3 separate regions of the Homo sapiens genome follow, and all the other regions are linked to region 1. Evidence: read pairs that join two places in POLR2A ChIA-PET (ENCODE). Cell type or tissue: HepG2. All regions are shown on one strand.

The links. ChIA-PET counts read pairs that join two places held together with the same protein. Peaks named below come from ENCODE experiments on the same cell type or tissue, not always from the same donor. Only the 100,000 strongest peaks of a DNase experiment are listed, where the experiment ranks them.
Region 2: POLR2A ChIA-PET joins it to region 1 with 17 read pairs; 3 of 35 experiments call an interaction of 5 or more read pairs at or near these places.
Region 3: POLR2A ChIA-PET joins it to region 1 with 20 read pairs; 3 of 35 experiments call an interaction of 5 or more read pairs at or near these places.

Annotation. Positions count from the first base shown.
Region 1 is chr12:71,434,601-71,442,600 of GRCh38, reverse strand. LGR5 (leucine rich repeat containing G protein-coupled receptor 5) reads right to left here and starts at 2,803. Exons shown (of 18, transcript NM_003667.4): 1 at 2,309-2,803. The coding sequence starts at 2,520. LOC124902962 (a long non-coding RNA gene) reads left to right here. Exons shown (of 3, transcript XR_007063364.1): 2 at 1,014-1,133. In HepG2, a CTCF peak has its summit at 291 (motif pointing right); DNase peaks (open chromatin) are centred at 1,530, 1,920, 2,890 and 3,450; H3K4me3 peaks cover 4,399 bases.
Region 2 is chr12:71,549,577-71,557,576 of GRCh38, reverse strand. It overlaps LGR5 (leucine rich repeat containing G protein-coupled receptor 5), which reads right to left. Exons shown (of 18, transcript NM_003667.4): 5 at 4,289-4,504; 6 at 887-958. The region is part of intron 2 of LOC105369833 (a long non-coding RNA gene); the gene reads left to right. Among named protein-coding and RNA genes, the nearest start is that of ZFC3H1, 110 kb to the left of the region's middle. In HepG2, a CTCF peak has its summit at 5,832 (motif pointing right); a DNase peak (open chromatin) is centred at 4,286.
Region 3 is chr12:71,533,933-71,541,932 of GRCh38, reverse strand. LGR5 (leucine rich repeat containing G protein-coupled receptor 5) reads right to left here. Exons shown (of 18, transcript NM_003667.4): 4 at 6,747-6,818. LOC105369833 (a long non-coding RNA gene) reads left to right here. Exons shown (of 4, transcript XR_001749200.2): 3 at 7,877-7,956. Among named protein-coding and RNA genes, the nearest start is that of LGR5, 98 kb to the right of the region's middle. In HepG2, no CTCF peak of the experiment used is centred here; DNase peaks (open chromatin) are centred at 4,872 and 5,502.

The DNA of each region.
Region 1 (8,000 bases):
CTTATTTACTTCAGGACTGACTTCTATATTCAGCACTCATATTCCCTGAACTGTGTTGCATTAGAAATAAGTATTTAACATTTACTGTATCACTTTTTACAGATACTCTGAGTTTAATATTTCACAGGGCACTGGGAAAATGTCTTCTTAGGCCAGGGTACAGGCTGTCATCACATGAGAATAATATGGCACTTAATTTCCTAATAGTATCTTAACTTCAAGAGGTTATCTATAATATAGATAGATAGATTGTTCTATCTATAGATAGATAGGGAACATTGGCAGTAGGTGGCAGTAAGTTCCCCTGAGCACATGGAGGACACAGTTAAATGCATTTGAGGTATGTGGGAAATGGTTTAAAGCAGAATTTTATGCCAACTTTTAGTAACGGAAGCCTAACAAATGTTTGTTCTTTCAAGTGAGAGAAGCAAGCAATCTGGAACTATTCATAAGCTTATTTTCTGTATCCTTAAACATATTTTATAATGAATGTATGATTTAAATAGTAAGTTAAGTGTCTGGGGGTACTGCACACCTCCCTTGCATACAGTCAAACTTCTTCAGGGTGATGGGGAAGAGGAGTTATAGGCTGCCAAGCAAAATTGCCAAACTGGTCTCAGAAATTCACTGCATTGGAGAGCGCGGGATCCTTGCAACACTGACTTTAGCAGTTAAACTAGAGTGGTTGGGGATGAGTATTCTGCTTTGTAGTAGAGATAGCTGTTCAGGAGGAGGAAATGTGAATTCTGAGAGCGTGATCATTTAGGAGAGATTTCCATTCCTGGAACGATATCACTACCACATGCACGAGTGCAATTGAAGGGAAACCTGGTGGGGAAACAGTTTTAACATTCTTTCAGGTAAAAAAGAAAAAGCAGTCAAAATAGCTTTATGGTAGAGGAGGAGGCGACCTGCCATCTACCAATCCTAAAATCTAGCAGAATGGTACCTTTCTTTAAAGACAATATTAAAGCAAGTAAAAGATGTTTTTTTCTTCCTCACTCTGTCTCCAGAAAAAGAATCACTACCTAGTGGAAAATGTTGTGCAAGCCTCTTCATGTTTCTTCCCTCCAGAAAACAACTAAACAGATGGAAGAACTGGTTCACAAACATCCCAACTCTCTCCTGCCAAGGTACATCAGAGAAGCCGAAAACTGGGACTGCATGGGCTTGGGGTGGGCTCGCTGCAATGTCTTGATCTAAAACCTAAATGTTTCACCTTGTGGTAAGGAGCACCTGTTTCCCAGAGTGGCCTAGAACCTGGCCTCTCTGCTGGAAGGAATGAAGCCCCAGATGCTTTGCACGGGGGTGGAGAGAGTAGTCGCCTTGGTCTCCGAGAATAGGGTTCCTCCTGGGTCACCGCGTTCACCCAACTACCTGTTACCTTCGGGCCTGGGTTTTCCACAGAAAAAATTACGCAATGAGCCGCCGCCTCAGGGCTTTGGAAGTTGCAGTGGGGAGAGAAGGGGTGGGAGAATCCCCCAGGGATGATAGAGAGCTTCAGGTCTCCCTTTGGGTGTCGGTGCCGCTGTTTACCAGCCCAACAGCCTTCAGCCCACTTCCCCTTTCCTCCCCGGGGGAAGAGATGGTTAAAGATTACACAGCGGCCGCGGGCACTTCAAAGGGCGGCGCGGGCAGCCAAAGGTAAAGATAACGTTCTGGCAGCTCTAATCGGGGTTTGTGGTTGCCACATTTTAATCACGCCGTTAAAAAAGAAAGAAAATAAAAAGAAAGGAGGGAGGGAAGGAAGGAAGAAGGGAGGAAGGAAGGGAGGAAAAGAGGAAAAAACCCCAAAAAGGTTACATCACGTCACAGTGCAAGGGATGCAGACTAAAAACCCTTTGGAGCTGGGCAAGTTGTTTCTCCTTTGGGGAAACTTTCTACAGACCATCTTTTCGTGGAATGCGACTAGACGCAGAGAGGCGGTTGGGGCGGGGACCAGATGGCAGCCTGCCTTTGGGTACCAGGCTCTGGGTCACAAATGTCCACTCCGCACGCAAATGCCTGCATTTGCAGGAATTCGCCCTGCGATGTTTCTAGCGCTGGACTGGGAAGCTGCGGCGCAGCAGCGCTTTCCCGGGTTGCACTCGAAGCCATTTCTCTGCGGGTCCAGAAAGTGCCGGCACGCTACTCCCCGAGACACGTGCATTTCTCTGGGGGCCCTAACAGGCCTGGCCAGGATGCCCTTGACAAACTCGCCCCCCTCCCCCACGAGCAGGCGGGCGCCGAGGAGCCTCCAGCCTCGCCTTGGACGAACCTTCCTTCCCCTCTTAGTCTCTCTCCCGGAGTGACGTGGGGAAGTACTTACAGGTAGGAGGTGAAGACGCTGAGGTTGGAAGGCAGCTCCGAGAGCCCCAGGTCGGAGCAGTCCACCCTGAGCAACATCCTGCCGTCGGGCTCGCAATGACAGTGTGTGGGGCAGCCCCTCAGCAACACACCAGACCTGGGAGAGCTGCCCCCGGTCGCCAGCTGCAGCAGCACAGGCAAGGACAGGAGCACACCGAGCCGGGAGGTGTCCATGGTGCCCGAAGTAGGGGGCCACGAGCCGGACGCGGGCGGAGAGCAGCACCGGACTGCTACGGGCCGTGGCGCGCCGGGCGCCGCTCCGTGGGCTTCTGCAACTCAGCGGGCGTCTGCAGCGCCAGACGCCGCGTTCCTGACCCCACGGCGTGGGCGGCGAGGAGAAGCGCGGCGGGGACAGAGGTGCCGGTTGCCGCCACGCCGGCCTTCGGAGCAGCCCTGGCTGCAGCGGCGACAGTGGCGGTGCGCCTTGCTGCTGCTCGCGGCCTGAGCGGTGTGGAGCAGCATCTCTGCTTGCACGCTCGTTTTTTAAAGCGCTCCAGCCCGAATTGCGCGCCCAGTGACGTCAGCGCAGCCTGGCTTCCCAGGCACCCCCCGCCCGGCCCCACTTTCCCTCCACTTGTCCCCTCCCTCCTTTCCCAAGTCCTGGGCTGGGAGGCAGCAGGCAGCAGGCAGCGCGCGGTACTGGCGAGTTCTCGGCGCTCCCACTGAGCCTCCGCCTGGAAGATTCAGTGCTCAACGCCGCGCGCCGGAATAGGGGACCCCCCCACCCTTACCCCTTCATGCGTGCTGGAGACCCAGATCTAAGAGTCGAGAGGGACCTGCTTCGGAGAGACCTAAACAGACGCACAAGGACTGGAGGATGCGGCACGTTTCCTCCGAGCCCGCTTCAAATAATGGATGAGATACTTGAAGTGATTAAACAGAATAAAACAAAACAAAAACACAAAAACTAAAATCCTATGCAGAGAAATAGTTACGTTATCAGGGTAAGGAGGCAGGCGTCCCCGGCGAATGATAGGTGGCCTTTTTGATCCTTACGTCTGCCGCACTGTCTGGCTCGCTTTTGCCCTAAAATCAAAGCTCTAGGCTAATCGCTAAACAAATACAGCTCCTGAGCGAGCACTCCACTGCTGCCTTCCTATCTCTTGCGGGGTGAGGAAGTCGAAGTGACTCATTTGTTTTTTAAAAGTGGTTTAGAATACCCTAGAAGTCACTTTTAGTAAATCGATGCCAGAGTGACAGATGGCTGTTTGCTAACTTCCAGGGACTTTTCATCTTAAGTGTCCCAGCGCTCTCTGAACTGAGAGCAGTCCCACCTATGTGAGTGACACTGGGCTCTGAGAACCGCTGCAGAGCGCCAGGGGGAAAATGCATGCTCTTGCTTCAAAAAGTGTCCTATAGTGAATCTGCAGGAAAAAGGAGGAAAAGGATTCAGGGCTTTCTTGGAGAGAAGCCCTCGTTGAGGTACAAATAGCCCTCGCCAGACCTGAGTGAGCTGCTGAAAGAGGTGGTATTCCAAGCCTGCCACACCAACTCACAAAAATGCAGTTTTCACTCTGGGGCACAATGCCTCACAGCATCATGAAGGCAGGATACCCTGTTGATTTTCCAAGTCCTTTTTAATCTTCCTGCATTTAGACTGCCCAACAAAATTTCCCAAATAAACGTCTAAATTTTAGAGTTGGGAAGAGCTGTTTCTCTGTGCAGTGTATGTGCCTTCCTTCATGTCCAAACCTCGCTGTTTGTTCACCTAAAATATATAATTTCTTGACCACAATCTGTAGTCTGAACATCTTCCTTTCTTGGGTGAAAAAACAAACAACAAACAAAGCACTTGACAGTGCTAGTGCCACTGAAAATTGTGAGTTAACTCCGGTTTCCGCACAATCAGTACAGAGAGCCCGCGTCTCTGGACACCCTTTTCCTTCACTTTTCCCTATGTATACCACATTCACTGCTACTCTGTGCTTATTCTCACATTATTCTTGCTTCCCTTAGCCATTCTTTCCACATTTAAAGAATGCCTACCTTGTGTCTTTCTTCCTTTTTTTAAACATTTTAAAAAAAATTTCAATGGCTTTTGGGGGTACAAGTGGGTTTTGGTTATATGGATGAATTATACAGCGGTGAATTTTGAGATTTTAGTGCACTCATCACCCAAGTAGTGTATGTTGTACCCAATATGTAGTTTTTAATCCCACACCCTTCTCCTACCCTCCCTTTTTGGGATCTCCAAAATCCGTTTTAACACTCTGTATGCTTATGCATATTCATAGCTTAGCTCCCACTTATATGTGGGAAAATATGGTATTTGGTTTTCCATTCCTGAGTTACTTCACTTAGAATAATGGCCTTCAGCTCCCTTCAAGTTGCTACAAAAGACTTTATTTTATTCCTTTTTATGGCTGAGTACTCTTCCATGCTGTATGTATACCACATTTTCTTTATCCACCCACTGGTTGATGGGCACTTACGTTGGTTCCACATCTTTACAATTGTGAACTGAGATGCAATAAAAATACGTGTGCATGTGTCTTCTTCATATAATAACGTCTTTTCCTTTGAATAGTGATATGGTTTGGCTCTGTGTCCCCACCCAAATCTCATGTCGAATTGTAATCCCAAGCATTGGAGGAAGGGCCTGGTGGGAGGTGATTGAATCATGGGGGTGAATTTCCCCCTTGCTGTTCTCATGATAGTGAGTTCTCATGAGATCTGGTTGTTTAAAAATGTGTTGCATTCCACCTTTGCCCTCTCTCTCCTGCTTCCTCATGTGAAGACGTGCCTGCTTCCCCTTCTTCTTCCACCATGATTGTAAGTTTCCTGAGGCCTCCCCAGCCATGCTTCCTGTACAACCTGTGGAACCATGAGCCAATTAAACCTCTTTCATTATAAATTACCCATTCTCAGGTAGTTCTTTATAGCAATGTGAGAATGGACTAATACAGAAAATTGGTACCAGGAGAGAGGCATTGCTATAAAGATATCTGAAAATGTGGAAGCAATTTTGTAACTTGGTAATGGGCAGAGGTTGGAACAGTTTGAATGGCTCAGAAGAAGACAGGAAGAAGAGGGAATGTTTGAAACTTCCCACAGACTTGTTAAATTGTTGTGATCAAAATGCTGATAGTGACATGGACACTGAAGTCCAGGCTGAGGTGGTCTCAGATGGAGATGAAGAACTTGTTGGGAATTGGAGCAAAGGTCACTTTTGTTATTCATTAGCAAAGAGGTTCTAGGCATTGTGCCCCTGCCCTAGAGATCTGTGGAACTTTGAACTTGAGAATGATGATTTAGGGTATCTGGCAGAAGAAATTTCTAAGTGGCAAAGCATTCAACATGTGACCTGAGTGCTTCTAACAGCATAAGCTTATATTTGTGAGCAAAGAGATAATCTGAAACTGAAACATATTTAAAAGGAAAACAGAGTGTAAAAGTTTGGAAAATTTGCAGCCCTGCCAAGTGGTAGAAAAGAAAAACCCATTTTCTCAGGAGTAATTCAAGCTGGGCCTAGGAAGGAAGAATGATTTTGCAGGCTGGCCCCAGGGTCTGGGTGTCCCACTTCCTTAAGCCCCACTGCCCTGACCAACCTCAAGACACTGCTCCCTGCATCCCAGCCACTGCAGTTCTAGCCATGACTAAAAGGGCCCAAATATGTCTGAGGCAGCTGCTCCAGAGGGTGTAAACCCTGACCCTTGGCAGCTTTCGCTTGGTGGTAAGCCTGTGGGTATGCAGAGGGCAAGAGTTGAGGCTTGGGAGCTTCCACCTAGATTTCAGAGGATGTATGGAAATGCCTGGATGTCCAGGCAGATGTCTGCTGCAGGGGTGGAGCCCTCATGGAGAACCTCTACTAGGGAAGTGCAGAGGGGAAATTTGGGGCTGGAGCCCCCACATAGAGTCCCCACTAGGGCACTGCTTGGTGGAGCTGTGAGAAGACGGCCACCATCCCCCAGAACCCAGAATGGTAGATCCACTCACGCCTTGCACCATGTGTCTGGAAAAGCCTCAGGCACTCAACACCAGCCCATAAAAGCAGTCACCACAGAAGCTGTTACCTTCAGAGCCTCAGGGGCAGTGCTGCCTGAGGCCTTGGGAGCCAACTCCTTGCATCAGTGTTGCCTGGATGTGAGACATGGAGTCAAAGGAAATTATTTTGGAGCTTTAAGATTTAATGACTGCCCTGCTGGGTTTTGGACTTGGATGGGGCATACACCCCTTTTGTTTTGGGAAATTTCTCCCTTTTAGAATGTGAGCATTTACCCAATGCCTGTACCCCCATTGTATCTTGGAAGTAACTAACTTGTTTTTGATTTTATAGGCTCATACACAAAAGGGTACAGGTACAGGCTCTTTTGGACTGTAGACATTTGAGTTAGTGCTGAAATGAGTTAAGACTTTGGGGAACTGTTGAGAAAGCATGATTGTGTTTTGAAATGTGAAAAGGACATGAGATTTGGGAGGGGTTAGGGATGGAATGATATGGTTTAGTTCTGTGTCCCCACCCAAATCTCTTGTTGAATTGTAATACCCATTGTTGCAGGAGGAACCTGGTGGGATGTGATTGAATCATGGAGGCCGACTTCTCCCTTACTGTTCTCATGATAGTTCTCATGAGATCTGGTGGTTTAAAAGTGTGTAACACTTCCCCATTCACCCTCTCTCTCTCCTGCTCTCCCATGTGAAGAGGTATCTGCTTCCTCTTCACCCTCCGCCATGATTATAAGTTTTCTGAGGCCTCCCCCACTATGCTTCCTGTAAAGCCTTGGAACCATGAGCCAAGTAAACCTCTTTTTTAAAAAAATAAATTACGCAGTATCAGGTAGTTCTTAATAGCAAAGAAAGAACAGACAAATATAGGTAGGTACCAAGTACTGGGATTGCTGAATTGAATGGTAGATCTACTTTTAGTTCTTTAAGAAATCTCCATACTGTTTTCCAGAGGCTGTACTAGTTTACATTCTCATCAGCAGTGTATAAGTATTCCCCTTTTACCACATCTATGCCAATGTCTATTGTTTTTTGACTTTTTAATAACGGCCATTCTTGCAGGAGTAAGGTGGTATCTCACTGTGGTTTCAACTTGCATTTTTCTGATGATTAATGATGTTTAACATTTTTTTCATGTGTTTATTGGCCATTTGTGTATCTTCTTTTGAGAAATGTCTATTCATGTCTTTAGCTCACTTTCTGATGGGATTATTATTTTTTTCTTGCTGATTTGTTTGAGTTTCTTGTAGATTCTGGATACCAGTCCTTTGTCAAATGTATAGTTGCAAATATTTTCTCCCATTCTGTGGGTTGTCTGTTTACTCTGCTGATTATTTCTTTTGCTGTGCAGAAGCTTTTTTTTTTTTTTTTTTTTTTTTTCTTGACACAGAGTCTCGCTCTGTCACCCAGGCTGGAGTGCAGTGGCATGATCTTGGCTCACTGCAAGCTCTGCTTCCTGGGTTCCTGCCATTCTCCTGCCTCAGCCTCCCGAGTAGCTGGGACTACATGTGCCCGCCACCACGCCTGGCTAATTTATTGTATTTTTAGTAGAGACGGAGTTTCACTGTGTTAGCCAGGATGGTCTCAATCTCCTGACCTTGTGATCCACCCGCCTCGGCCTCCCAAAGTGCTGAGATTACAGGCATGAGCCACCGTGCCTGGCCAAAGCTTTTTAATTTAATTAGGTCCCATTTTTTTTTTGTTTTTGT
Region 2 (8,000 bases), 110 kb before region 1:
GTACCAATTAAGAACTGAACTTTTGACTTATTCTTTGGAAGTAGTATGTAGTAGTAAACATGGATTTCAGAATCAGACTAGAGGAGAAAGCAAATCTCAGTTCTGCTACTGACTAGATATGTAATAACTTTACCTCACTAGAGCCTAAAATGGGATAGTAATATCTGCTCTCATAGGATGGCTGTAAGAAGTAATTAAAACAATGTATGCCAAATGCTCAGTGCAATATTTGATTATAGATATATTCAATAAATAGTAGCTACTATTACTTTTCACTCTTTTTTCTTTTTTTGAGACAAGGTCTTGCTCTGTCACCCAGGTTGGAGTGCAGTGGCATGGTCACAGCTCACTGCAGCCTCAAATTCCTGGGCTCAAGCGATCCTCCCGCATTGGCTTCCCAAGTGTTAGGATTACAGGCATGAGTCACCACGCCCAGTCCCTTTTTCATCTTTTGAATTGCTTTAGCATGAGCCATCACTGTTTCCTAAAGAGATGCCTGTTCATCTGAGATTGAAGACGCAGGCATTGGCCTGGCCTGCATCCTCTCATTCAGCAGGGAGTACCAGACTCATGAACAGTGAGCCTGAGTGATCCTTGACAGAGACTACACATTTCTAAGCAAATAGTCACTGCTTAGTAGAGAACATCTCATTTAATTTATAATGATTCTAACTAATTTATCACTCTCATTAGATTAAAATAAAATCCCAGTTTTATTGTTTAGCTCTGTGGGGGTTGTGTGTGTAAGATAATGCCACTGTAAATATCTGTTGAAAGCTTAGGCAATTAACCAAACCAAACAAAGTCTGGCTTTAAGGCTATTTTGATTCTTCAGAATATTCATGAAAATACTGAAAAAAGGGAAACAAATAAAAGGTCAACTCACAAAGTCTCTAGGCTGTGGAGCCCATCAAAGCATTTCTTTCCCAGGGAGTGGATTCTATTGTTATGGAGATGTCTGCAGTAGAACATTACAGATAGTTAGGAAGGCACACTGCACAGACCACACTTAACATTTTGATAGCTTAAATCCAAAGAAACATATACTGAAGAATGCACTACTTATAAGAAGCCAATGTAAAAAATGGCTATATGCTGCATTCACTCATACCACAGATGATTCTATACCACAGAATTTAAAAGACAGTCACAGTTTTTTACCTTTTAGCTTCAGGACATCAGGGTGTGTATAATAATATGAGGAACATAATTGATATAAGTAACTTTGGGTTTCAAGGCTGTTTTTTTTTTTAATTTTTAAGTTCAGGGGTGCATGTGCAGGTTTGTTATGTAGGTAAACTTGTGTCATGGGGGTCTATTGTAAAGATTATTTCATCACCCAGGTATTAAGCCTAGTACCCATTAGTTATTTTCCTGATCTTCTCCCTCCTCCCACCCTCCACCCTCTGAGAGGCCCCAGCGTGTGTTGTTCCCCTCTGTGTGTCCATGTGTGCTCCCATCATTTAACTCCCACTTCTAAGTGAGAACATTCAGTATTTGGTTTTCTGTTCCTGTGTTAGTTTGCTAAGGATAATGGCCTCCATCCATGTTCCTGCAAAGGACATGATCTTGTTCTTTTTTATGGCTGCATAGTATTCCATGGTGTATATGTACCATATTTTCTTTATCCAGTCTATCATTGATGGGCATTTCAGCTGATTCCACATCTTTGCTATTGTGAATAGGGCTGCAGTGAACATACACATGCATGTGTCTTTATAATAGAATGATTTCTATTCCTTTGGGTATATACCCAGTAATGGGATTGCTGGGTCAAATGGTAGTTCTGTCTTTAGGTCTTTGAGGAGTTGCCACACTGTATTCCACAATGGTTGAACTAATTTACATTCTCAAGGCATATTTGTAAGCATAGTTTGTTCAGCATGGCTTTGGGATATAGGATGTTAAGCAGAGATACTGACCATCATTGACACCTGGAGGATAGATGTAGCAAGCACATTTTCTAATAAAGATGAAGGCCTATAATGGCTACCTTCCCAGGGCGGGAGCACAGGTCAACAGGAAACAATGATTTCAGTCACAGGCAATGGTAATCAGATTTTTCTGCTGCCCAAGGAGATTAGTTATCTTGACACAGTATTAGTGTATATAATTATCATCTTTGGTTCAATTGGTAAGTCAGTTAGGTCAGAGCCAGTGAGAACAGCTGTGCACAACTGAAAACTGGACCAACTCTCAAAAGGATTTTAGAAAATGGGCTTAAGGAGGATAGGGTGAAAAAGTACAGCTGGATCTGTGTAAATCCATTTCCTCTAGTGGAGGAAAAGAAATTAAAGCACATACCCAGCTTCTGGTGGGTCAGTAGCATCATCTTTATATGTGAAATTCAGTGTAGAAATTTTTTAATATCACAAAAAATTCTTTTCCTTCCATACTAAGATTTTTTTTCTAATAAATAAATTTTGGTTTTAGGTGAGATTTATGTAATATTCATTGAGGATATTCTACATGCAGCATATAAGGAAGGAGATTGAGGGGAACCTAAAACAATAAATAAGATATTGGCCAGCCCTCAAAGGAGTATATACTACAGTGCAAGGGACAGACATGTCATCAAGTGGAATGATTGAAGAGAGCGGTGGGCCAGTGGGTGGGCATGAAGCAAAGAGAGAAATAGTGAGAAGAAGCCTTCCTCATTGATTGGTTATTATATTATACATGTGGGGGTCATACTGCTACATTTTTAAAGAAAACTGATTATTTTTCAAACTATTACTTGTTTGAGAATCATTTTGGATTTACTAAAATAATGAAATCTAGACATATGGTGGGAAAAAACTGTGCAAATGCATAACATGCTGTCAATTAAACCACTTCTGCAAAAATACAACAGTGAGAAAAATATGACAATGAAAGAGATCTGACCTAACCGACTCCATCTTGCCTTTAACCTCCAAGCTGCCCTTGTCTATTCCTGGGCATAGGCTGAACTAACTTTGGGAGGAATTTAGTTTATAGTTTATCTTTGAAACAAAATGATAACAGTCTTTTTCTGAAACAAACTCCCTCCTTGCCTTGGGACCAGGCTACCTTTGTAGAAGTAACAAATTAGCCACAGATTAGAAATTATGGTTTAGGAGTCAGGCAGCCAGAGGCCACAAGACTCCTAACCTCCCCAGTTGCTCCTATAGATAACATCGCTATTGTAAAACATAAGATTGGTGTTCAAGATATTTTTCAGACCGTGCATTCTGATAGATCAGCTGGAACCACCCAGATGGGTAAACTGGCCCATGTGGTCTTAAGGCCCTCATCCAGGACTGACTCAGAGCAAGAGGACAACTTCAATCCCTTATGATTTCATCCCTGACCCAACAAATCAGCATTCCCCATTCCCTAGCTCCCTGCTAGCCAAACTATCTTTAAAAAACTCTTGCCTCTGAATTTTCAGGGAGGCTGATTTGAGTAATAATAAAACTCTAGTCTTCCATTGAGCTGGCTGTATGTGTGCTAAACTATTTTTTCTTTTTTTTTGAGACAGAGTCTCACTCTCTTCCCCAGGGTGGAGTGCAGTGGCACAATCTTGGCTCACTGCAACCTGGGTTCAATTGATCCTCCGGCCTCAGCCTCCCTAGTAGCTGGGATTACAAGCATGTGCCACTACGCCCAGCTAATTTTTGTACTTTTAGTAGAGGTGGGGTTTCACCATGTTGACCAGGCTGGCCTCGAACTCCTGACCTCAAGTGATACACCCGCCTTGGCTTCGCAAAGTGCTGGGATTACAGGTATGAGCCACTGTGCCGGCCTTGTGTGTTACTCTTTATTGCAATTCTCTTGTCTTAATAAATTGGCTCTATTTGGGCAGTGGGCAAAAAGAACTCATTGAGCAGTTACATCATTTGTTCTCACTTCTCTTTCCTTGGTAAGGGTTCACAAAGTTCTTATTAGATAATAAGAAGAGCATCTTTCAATTTGACCTGAATTATCAATTATTTTTTAAAATAAGGAATGTTTAACTTAGGTTACTGTACTAACTGTACAGTGCGGTGACTCCTTGTGCAACATGCAAGGGGCTTCTCTAAGGCACAGGTCATATTTCATTATCTTTGTATGCCCTGCTGTGCTTGGCATCTAGCAGGTAATTGATAAGTATTGTTTAAGTCATTTACACAATTGGAGCATTTATAAGTCATTTTGGGGAGGGGCTCAGGAGGTTTTCCTCCCTTAAAATGTCCCCATTTGAGCTTTGAAGAGCCAGCATTTTAAGGCCAAGGTCTTCCAGTGACATTAGAAACTGTTAAAAGAGAGCAAAATCAATAAAACTTACAGAACTACCAAGCTGGAGAGGTTTCCAAAGGCATAGTCTGGTATGTGGTGTATTTTGTTCAGGGCCAAGGTCATGGCTTGCAATGCCGATAAACTTCTAAAAGCCTGGACGGGGATTTCTGTTAACGCATTGTCATCCAGCCACAGGTGCCTCAGGGAATGCAGGCCACTGAAACAGCTTGGGGGCACATAGCTGATGTGGTTAGCATCCAGACGCCTGTGGAAGAAAGAAAGCAAGAATGGAAAAGAGAGCAAAGCCCAAGCAGAAGGTCAACTTTGCAGGAAAACCCTCCCCATGCATGATGAACAAGAGTGGAACAGGGCCTGGGGTCCCCGAGAGCCCTGACATCTGGAGCATTTTCCTCTCCAGATGATCTCTCCTTCTCATTCATGTGTAGACTGTTGCTTCCTAGGTCCTCTGGCTCTAAAATTCCATGGTGCTATAATTCTCTTCCAGGCTTGTAGGTAATGTTCTCTCATGGATGGAAGTGGCCTCCCCTGAGGTATGGAGTTTCAGTGTGATGATCTTTTAGTTTCTTTCTGACACTAGCATAGAGATATCCTTTTCCTCCTCCCACCCTAAGCCAAAGGAATGTTTTTGCTTTCCCTGACTGTTTTGAACATACTAAACATACTAGTCTAATAAGCTGTTCAGTAAGCTCTGGGAAAAGATTATTTCATTTCAGTATTTGAAGGAACTGCGTAATTTTTTTTTTTTTTTTGAGACGAAGTCTCTCGCTCTTGTCGCCCAGGCTGGAGTGCAATGGCGCGATCTCGGCTCACTGCAACCTCCACCTCCCGGGTTCAAGCGATTTTCCTGCTTCAGCCTCTCGAGTAGCTGGGATTACAGGCGTCTGCCACCACACCTGGCTAATTTTTACATTTTTAGTAGAGACAGGGTTTCACCATGTTGGCCAGGTTGGTCTCGAACTCCTGACCTCATGCGATCTGCCCACCTCGGCCTCCCAAAGTACTGGGATTACAGGTGTGAGCCACCGCACCTGGCCGAGTAATTTTTTTTTAATTTTTAATTTTTTTATTTTACTTTAAGTTCTGGGATACACGTGCAGAACATGCAGGTTTGTTACATAGGTATACATGTGCCATGGTGGTTTGTTGCACCTATCAACACATCATCTAGGTTTTAAGCCCCACATGCATTAGGTATTTGTCCTAATGCTCTCCCTCCCCTTGCCCCCCACCTGCCGACAGGCCCCCATGTATGATGTTCCCCTCTCTGTGTCCACGTGTTCTCACTGGAACTGAGTACATTTTTAAAGACTGTTAGAGACATGCCTCAGGGAAAACAGAGAAGGGGCCCTATCCTTTTTCTTAGGACAACACTGAAAGGCCTGAAAACTGCTGGCTTTCTTGCTTATCCTAACCATTTGTATGAAGCAGATGTTTGTTTTTCTGACATTTTAAATGAATAATAAAATTAACAACTTTCCAGCTTTTGCTTCCTTTTCCCACACTCCATTTTTATCTGTTTTAAAATGGGGAAATACATCTAAAAATAAGTCTGGTTAATGAGCTGTTGCCACCTAAAAGCCAGCAGAGGGAGTGCAATACATTTATTTTGCCCCAGTCCAACATAAACAGTGGCTATAATTTAAAGGTCCTAACTTTTCGTATGGAAGTGACAAAACTCACATCGTTTGCAATGTTCTGTAAGATGCATGAATACTAGAACCAACATCACTCAAACTATGCTTCCAACAGCTCTCACTTGTTTTTTTTCCCAATCTGCTTTTAAGACGCACACATTTGCATTTTCAAAGGTAGGATTAAAAAAAAGAAGAGTTGTATTTTAGTGGTCCACGTATTAGGAAGGAGTAGAAAATCAGAAGTGGATTTTGAAAAATGTTTTTGGAAGCATTTAAGACTAAACAGATGCAGGAAGCACACCAGGATCACAAAATAATCTCCTGCAAACCAAAATTAAACAATTTAGAAATGAAATTCTTTGTTGGGAGGAAGCTCATTTCTATAGAAAGCAGCTTCCTCACTTTTGGCCACTATGCCACTTCAATCATCTTCTGATTCCTGCTTCTACAGACTGAATGGGAAGGAACAAGCGATGCCTCAAAGGCCCTCCTTGGGCCACATTTTGATAATAGCTGAGATAACGTCACTTGGAGCAAATTTTAAGAGTTGGGTGTCATACCCCATTTACGATTAAATTTCCAATAGAACAACTATCATTGTCAGCAACAGAAACACAGCTTTCAAACATCTTAAGGTTTTGTCAACAAATGGAGCCACAAATGTTTAGAAAATTCAACACCATCTCTCTTTCCTTTCTCTAGCAACAATGTGCCTGGCTTATGCTCAAATAAGGTATAATTTCATCAGGAGATAAAGAGGTGATTGCTTTTGTTTGACTAGAAGTAAAGCACACATGTAAACTCTCCTTAACTATTGCACTGATTAAAGGATAGAGACTTAATAATATGAGCTTCTATGTTTTTGTTGATATGTTGACTGATCATTGCCAGTCGTTTATGCATTGAAAGTATGAGTGGTGGCTGGGCCCGTTGGCTCACACCTGTAATCCCAGCACTTTGAAAAGCTGAGGGGGGCAGATCACCTGAGGTCAGGAGTTCCAGACCAGCCTGGCCAACATGGAGAAACCCCATTTCTATAAAAAATACAAAAAAAATTAGCTGGGTGTGGTGATGCACATCTGTAGTCCCAGCTACTTGGGAGGCTGAGGCAGGAGAATCGCTTGAACCCAGGAGGCAGACGCTGCAGTGAGCCGAGATCATGCCACTGCACTCCAGCCTGGCCAACAGAGTGAGACTCTGTCTTAAAAAAAAAAAAAAAAAGAAAGTATGAGTGGTTTCTAAAAGTCTTGGGCTGCGCGCAGTGGTTCATGCCTGTAATCCCAGAACTTAGGGAGACAGAGGTCAGGAGATCAAGACCAGCCCAGCCAACACGGTGAAACCCCATCTCTACCAAAAATACAAAAATTAGGTGGGTGTGGTGGTGCATGCCTGTAATCCCAGCTACTTGGGAGGCTGAGGCACGAGAATTGCTTGAACCCAGGAGGTGGAGGTTGCAGTGAGCCGAGATCTTGCCACTGTATTCCAGCCTGGCCAACAGAAAATAAAAAAAAAATAAAAAAATAAAAGTCTTGAAAATGACAAAAAAGTTCATTGCAAACACTGGGATGCATTTATGGAAAAGGCTCTTTCAGCATGAAGTCATAGGATTGTCTTCTTTGGTATTTTATGTTCCTACCAAAGTTTCTGCTGTATCTTGAAGTGACCCAGGTATCAGTTCCCAACGTTAATATAGCCATTTCTCTGGACAAATATCTTTTATGAATCACGTTTCTTTTCCCCCCAGAAAAAAGGATATAATCTGGCCTCCACACTATTATCTTATACCAATTTGCTATCTGAAATGAAATGAGTAAGACAGGAGAATTCTTCAGAGATCGAACACTCTAAATACTAATATTCCCAGATTTAATGCTCAACAGCATAGACCTTCAGATGTCCTGAGTGAAGCATTAACACATCTCTCTACTAAACAGTTTCTTCATATAAGAAGCTCTCAATAAATGATACTCCTTCTAAATGCAGTGTTTTAGAGTTCATATCCACCTGGCCTCAGTGGTCTAAACCTAATTCAGGTATATTGTTCACACTCAAAGGCATTATCTGATTTAATTTCCTCCTCCAGCTTTGTTAAGGAATAATTGACAA
Region 3 (8,000 bases), 99 kb before region 1:
CATCAGTGCCCATTTTCTGCAGAGGATTCTCTGAGGGAGGTAAGATAATGTGGTGGTGAAATGGTCAGATTCTGGAATCTGGTGGCAAACTAGGGTTCTTATCCCAGACTCACCTCTAGCCTGACTCCGTTACAAATCATGTGACCTTGGGAAGATCAGCTGACCTCTCTGCACTCTTTGCTTCCTCAGTACTAAGGAGGGAATAATCTCAGCACCTACTTCATGAGGTTTCTGTGAGGATAAAGCATGATGATGGAAGTAAAACTGTTTAGTAAATATGGGAGGCTGCTGCTTTGATAACCATGGAAGTGCATTCAATTCCACATTCTGATTTTGTCTTTGCAATATTCACATTCTCTGCTGCTTTCCTTATGTGTCTTTTCACAACTGATCACAGACCGTGTTTATCCTGAAAAGGCAGAAAGACTGTGCCTCACTTATATGGTAGTCATCTCTGTAACCAAGAGTTCAATCTACTTTCCAAAGTTAACCTTCATTTTACACCACAAGCTTTAAAAAAATTTATTTTACTTCTCATTCCATAATACCCATATTCTCTTTATTTCTCTGATATGACTGCCATGCATGCAATTTATCACAGGACTGGCAGGTAACCTGATATAAGAATCTTTCATGCATGGCTATTGCATAAAGTATTCACTTTTCCCTCCTTATATGATTCTGTGGACAATGCTCCAATTTTAGCTCTCTCTTCTTGTAAACATTATGTAGAAGGAGCTTTTCCTGTTAAAATAATTCTCCCCAATGTTCAAATTGGAGAAGAGTCCGGGCAAAACTTTTCCTCCTCATAAGAATTCACTGGGTGCTGATCTGCATATGGTTCCGTGAAGTGAACGCTTCACTGTGCAATAGACAAATGCTTTGGCCTCTAGAACTTCTAAGTTCACCTCCATCCCAATACGTACCTAATACCCTGGCACTTTTGTGAAGAAAGCAAAACAAACTAAAGTCACGGTTCATTTTTATTGTATAGGCTTGTGATTTCTGTTTCTGGAGACTATTTTAGTGGAAGGAATATCACCAATACTAAAACCACTGTTTTTTTAACCCCTTTGATCCTTTAATCTTATTCTTTTGGCTACCTCATCTTCTTTCTTTTGGTCTGCTTACACTTCCTTGTCTTCTGTTACTTCCTTCCCATTCTATATCCCATGTCTGAAGCCCAATAGCCTCCTGGATATTAATGGGAGAAAACTGCTCCTGGTTCTAGGCTTGTCTTACCTCCTGCTCAGCACAGTGAGCCCCATGTCTTCCTCCTCACCCATTCCTCTCACTTATTTTCTCTCTCTTTTTTGACTACTGTAAGGAAAAGATTACCATGCAGAATCCGATGAAGTTATTGACATTTTATAGAGTCCAGGGGTGGGTTCTATAGCCCTGAAGATGATATCATAATAAGATGTATGGGCAGCTGGTGTGCCAGGCAGAAATTATACATTATTCTTGAGTTTTAAAATATAGTCATATTCTGAAGATGAATATTAGTTAATTGGAGAATAGAGACAATAATAAAGATATGTTTAATTCTTCTTTCATTTTCTATTTGCCAACCTATTACCTTTGCGATTATGCAAATTCCACAGTTAGCTTCACTTGTGCACACTTGGAATAAAAACCAACAGGCATTAAATAGTACTCTGGTTATCTGGACAAACATGAATATGCAACTCTCTTTGGTCATCTTGAACTTCACTAGTGACAGTGAGTTGCTTAAAATTCATTAATGACAATCACAAATGAAGCAATTTTTTAAATAGATTGATTTCTTAACTATTAATATAAAAGTGTGAGGGTATGGGAGGGTTAAGTTTTGAGTTTCCATCAAATCACTGTAATCTGATTCTAGTCCTCAAATGTCTATACTCCCAAAAGTTTTTTGGTAAAATACAGCTTACTGTGAATTCTGATTACATTTCCTATTCCCTTCCAAAAAACAGAAAGGAAATTAGGTTATATTTGATTACATTACAAAAAATCTAATTGGTGTCTGGGAAGTCATTGCCATGTCAGAAGCCAAATGTACATACTGTACAGGGGCAGGCTCTGGGCTTCTGGGCTCTGGCTTGTGGGCCTGCACTCTTATTCCTTAGCCCAGCAATTTGTTAGCATCAGAAGAGTTAAAAGAACACAAGTGGCCTGGGTACTGTGGCTCACTCCTGTAATCCCGGCACTTTGGGAGGCCAAGGCAGGCAGATTACTTGAGCTCAGGCATTCGAGACCAGCCTGACCAACATAGTGAAACCCTGTCTCTACAAAAATACAAAAAATTAGCCAGCCGTGGTGGCAGGTGCCTGTAATTCCAGCTACTTAGGAGGCTGAGGCAGAAAAATCGCTTGAACCTGGGAGGTGGAGGTTGCAGCGAGCTGAGATCGCACCACTGTACTCCAGCCTGGGCAACAGAGTGAGACTCCAACTCAAAAAACAAAACAAAACAAAAAAACCACAAGTGTACCTATGTGTTTCCATTATGAACAAAACATCTTTTGTATATGTGGAATAAGTGGAAAATTAACATTCCTTGAAACATGAGCACAATTTGTTTCTTCCTGACAGCAATGTTACCAATTTCAGTGTATCAAATTTCCTAAACTTTATTCAAGGAAGCCAAGTGTATATGGGTGGAGCAAAGAATGCAAATGATCTACGTCAGTCGTTTTCAACCATTTTTGATTTGTAGACCACTTTGTTAGTGTTATAGAACACTAACAATTTTAATTTCTCAAATGCATTTTGCCTACGAATCACCTAGGATTTTGTTAAAATGAAGATTTTTTTAAGTAAGACAGAGCTGAGACCAAGTGTTCTGCATTTCTTAGGCAGTGCTGATGCTGCTGGCCCACAGAACAAATCTGAATAGCAGGGTGATAGAGCATGTGGCCTCTTAACTTTATCTCCCTGGGTTATCAGTGGAATGCATAGGCATGCAAGCTGTTTTCAATTAAACACAAATAAGACAATGCCTGACTTTTATATTTTAAGTATATTATTAGCTCATAGAAGAGTGCAAAGTATGGATTTTGTTATTATTTCAGGTATTTCTTTTCCTTTTTTTCAGAGACACGGTCTTGCTCTATTGCCCGGGCTGGAGTGCAGTGGCAGGATCATAGCTCACTGCAGCCTCAAACTCCTGGGCTCAAATGATCCTCCCACCTCAGCCTCCAGCATAGGTGGGACTACAGTCATGCACATGACGCCCAGCCAATTTTATTTATTTACTTAATTATTTTTAGAGACAGCATCTCACTGCATTACTCAAGCTTGTAATTTCAGGTTTGAAAAGAGTTCTGGAGAATACTTTGCAGATCATCTGAGGGAATGCTCCAGGTCAGGTCAATAGTTTTCCTAATTTTCACTTAGGAAATACTTAACTGTGCAATTAAGCCAGTTAGAAAACACTAGTGCATGCATGAGTCCTATCCTCAGAGAGTGCAGTGGCATGATCAGGGCTCACTGTACCCTCGAATTCTTCTTGAGTTCAAGTGATCCTCCCACCTCAGCCTCATGTGTAGCTGGGATTATAGGCGCAGGCCACCATGCCCAGCTAACTTTTTAATTTTTTATAGAGAGACAGGGGTCTCACTATGTTGTCCAAGCTGGTCTCAAACTCCTGGGTTCAAGTGATCCTCCCACTTCAGCCTCCCAAAACGCTGAGATTACAGGCATGAGCCACCATACCTGGCCAGAGATTCTGATTTTAATTGTTCTAGGCTGCAGTCTAGGCTTTGGGTCTTTCCAGAAGAATCTTATTTGTAGCCAGTGTTGAGAAGGCCTGCTGTAGAAGTTATTCAGTTGGTACAAAAGTAAATGTGGTTTTTGCCATTACTCTTTATACAAGGCCAGGCATGTATAAAGACAATGAGCTCACAGCCCCTATCAAGGGTAGAGTGCTTCTTAAAGAGTGAATGTATAATCCAAGAAAAATAATAACGTGGAGAAAAATAAAGTGAATTCAAGAGAGTGAAAAGAAAAAAAAAGGGAAACCATGTAGAAAAAAAGGCTAAGTGAAGATCTAAGGGTTGACTCCAGTCCAAGAAGAGATGGCAATGGAGTGGAGACTTTCTAGGCATTGGCAGTGTGGATGAGGCAGAGTCCTACTCTCATCATTACTTTATTGATACGGAAGCACAGAGGCTAACGTATGGCCTGGAAAATGAATGGAGAATGGATAAGGAATGCATGTTTGTAATGATCAGTAAATTCAAACTAATGTTTTTATTTTTAGACGTGCTTAAAGGAAGAAGGAGAAGTACAATTAAATACTTTAAAACCAGGACAATAGAACTTTAAAGGGGCACAATATACCCTAAACCTCCAAACTGGCCTTGTGTATGTATGGGTAGGGCACTCCTTTTGTTGGTACAATATGGTATCTGCAGAGTTGGTGGTTCAGCCTATGTTTATCATGCTCTTTTCTTTTTTCTTTTCTTTTCTTTTCTTACTCTGGAGTGGTGCTCTGTAGCTCAGGCTGGAGTGCAGTGGCATGATATAGCTCACTGTAACCTGTAACCTCAAACTCCTGGGCCCAAGTGATCCTCCTGCTTCAGCCTCCCGACTAGCTGGGACTGCGGGCACATGTCACCACACCTAGCTAAGTTTTTTAATTTTTATTTTGTAGAGATGGCAGTGGGGGTGTCTCACTATGTTGCCCAAGCTGATCTCAAACTCCTGGCCTCCAAGTGATCCTCCCACTTTAACCTCCCAACATATCATGCTTTTTTTTTTTTTTTTGACAACTCTTAAGTCTTGCATCAAAGCTGCACAAAAAATATCAGTGAGAAAAAGTGGGACACTGGCACACATTGTCAACATTCAACACTCACACTGGTCTGTCTGTGCTCTGGACAAAGGGGCCCCTGACAAACATTGCATAACCCAGCTGATACAATCCAGTGTGAACTGGGGGCCGAGTATCTATCTAGATCCTTTAGTTTGGATGTGGTCAGTGTCAAACCAGAAAGTTAACCCTTGACCTTTTCACAGGGAACACATAGTTATAAAGTTTCAAAATGTTATTCTTTTTGCAAAACCAGAAACCAAATGTAGAGACACCTGGTGAACAGTGAATATCTAGACTGTAAGAAACTAAATCTGAACACCTTTATCAGGCAGGCACCACCAGTTCCAGTGAACAAAAGATTCATGGTTTTCTTTTTCTCAAAGAGTTCACTTCTGTTTGTGTTCTGTTTGTGATCTTCTTTCAGCTGATAGTGGCTTTTGGTTACAAACTCTTATCCTTCTATCTACTGCCTGCCTTGCAGCTGTTTAAAGTTCCTACTGGCTACCGCCATTATCACCATTTCAATTTTGCCACACAGATACCCCAACTTGAGGCTGTTTTGCTTCTCCAGCTGTTTCTTCTTTCCTTCAGGTAAAGGCTTGTGCAACAAAGGAGAAGTGATACTGTCATGACATTAAGGAGCTCCAGAAAATACAACAGACCTATCTCATACCACAAAGGGGCCCTTGTGGGCTTGTTTATCTATAGGCTGGTGAAAACCTAGGAAGTCACTTTGTTTGACTGGAGTAAAAGGCTTGAAATGATCTCAAGCACAGATTTTCTTTCATTAAAAAGAAAAAAAGATCAAAGGACGAAAGTATCATCTTCAAATCTCACAGTCCTCCTTCTATGTTACCTCGGTAAAACGCATTAAGCAAACTATATGTAATTATTAACCGAAGGATTCTTTACAACAATTTTCAGCTGGAGTCCACAATATTTATCAATATTTATTTGCCCTTTTAATGCATTTATCTTCCTCATCACGAACTACAACCCAGTATTTTGTTTGGCAGATGTGCATCTCCATTGTAAGTAAAATTACAGCATATATCACACGTGTGATATATTGGACATCATGCAGTATATTGTAAACACTTATACATTCTAATGGGAGGAAGATTTACTGACTAAATAGTAGTGGTATAGACTTGCCAAGTAATCACTACAATCAACTGCTTACAATACAAGTTCCAAAACATTTAGCTGGGAGAATGTTCTTTTGTGAGTAATTTTATTTATTCAGAAGTTTTAAATCAGTGTGTGTAGGGGGGTAGGAAACTCCTGATGGAAAAGTTGTGGATTCAGAGTAGGGAACACCAACACCTCTGTGAGTCCATGTGTCTGTGTGTGGTGTGTGAATCTAAGGTATGTTTGTATCTGTGGGATTGTTTATGGCCATGTCTGCACATCTGTGTTCTGTGATGGGGAAGCTTCAGGATATACCAGTAGATCTTAGGCTCCTGACTTGAGGATCCCTAATGTATTATATAGGCAGTACTAAAATAGTAAGCCTTTATTTGACTCGAAAAAACTTGATTACAAGGCAACTCAAATAATCCTAAAACAGAATAAATCAAAGATGTCAAAATGTCTAGATTACAGCATCTATTTTTTTTTTTTAGGTAAAAGGAAAGCACTATTTCTTATTCGAATTCAGAAGCAAGAATATTACAAGGGAATGTAGGACAGGATCTTGGAAGTAGTGCTTTGGACTGGAGATGTTGCAATTAAATGTCCACCCTAAAACCCCAAACTCCAACACTGGTTCCTCCCATACATATTGCTCAATGAGGCTATGAAGAGTTGTTACTCTAATGGGCTCTCATTCACAATACATTTAGGTATGACTCCCAACCAAGGAACATACTAAAATGGTCAACTGAACATTTCAATGCTTCTTCCCAAATTGATCTTAAATATATTTTGCAATGTCTACTATACTTACAGGGATTGAAGGCTTCGCAAATTCTGCAGAGCTTCTGTGGGTACGTGTCTTAGCTGATTATTCTGCAGCATACTGTATGTTAAAAGAAATAAAGAAAAATGTTAAAAAAAATGAACAATAACAGGCCTAAACAAGGCCAGGCACTGTTCCAGGTGTCAGAAAAACAACAGAGCATCAGACAAAGTCTTGTCTTTTGGGGAGCTGAAATTCCTGTGAAGAGTGAAGATAATTAAAGATGAACAAATGAATATATTAACATGAGACAAGTGATAAGTACTATGAATAAAAAACAAAACTATGAATTTGGGATAGATGGTATCAGGGGGTGAGATTTTTATTTTAAAGGTGGTCAGGGAAGGTCTCTCTGAAAGGTGATATTTAACTGGAGACCAGAAGGAATACAGGGAGAAAATCCTTGTGAATATTTGGGAAAAGTTACCAAGGAAAAGAGAAGAGTAAGTACAAGGGCTGGAGGCTGGAGGGAGCTTGCTTGACTTGTTAAAGGAGCAGCAAAGGACCAACTGTTTCTGAGGAATGAGTGAGGACTCGAGGTTGGGAGAGAGAGCCTGAGACCATCTCATGGAGGGCTTTGCCAGCCACCATAAGGCTTTATTTTATGTGTGATGAGAAACCACTGTTGAAGGGCATATGTAGGAAAATGACATGCTCTTATATATGTTTTTTAAAGGATCTGCTACTTGTATAAGTTACACCAAATGGAAATAAGGATAATGGTAGGAGGCTAAAATTGTCTCCCTTCTCTGCATGGCTTTATTTTGATATAAGCTAAATTCTTTTTGTGAAGTATTTGTGTTTTTGCACTTGCACTTGAAAATCTTGAACAGTTTTTCATAATATGGGGACTACAGAATGGAAACGCCTGGAAGCTATGAAATAAAAATATATCATTGCTAATGAGGAAATAGCATGGAAACAAATTCCCATGAGATTCCTTATATTTTGCTACCTTATTCATAAATGTTTATAACACAAGAATTCTGCAGCACATTTTTTTTCTCCCAGTATTTTGTAGTCCATGTAAGCCTGAGGCAGAAGACTATTTTAGGAAAGCAGAAGTTTTAAAGAAATATTTCTACTTATTAAGTTGCAAACTTGTATTTGTGTTTCAGAAACAATCTGCCTGGTTCTTTCATCTCTGCAAAGGAAGTTTCTTTCTGTTCACTACTTGACTAGCTGGAATTCCACCCAGGTGTGTCTAACTCCAAAGCTTGGTGTGTTTTCCAGTGCACCAGG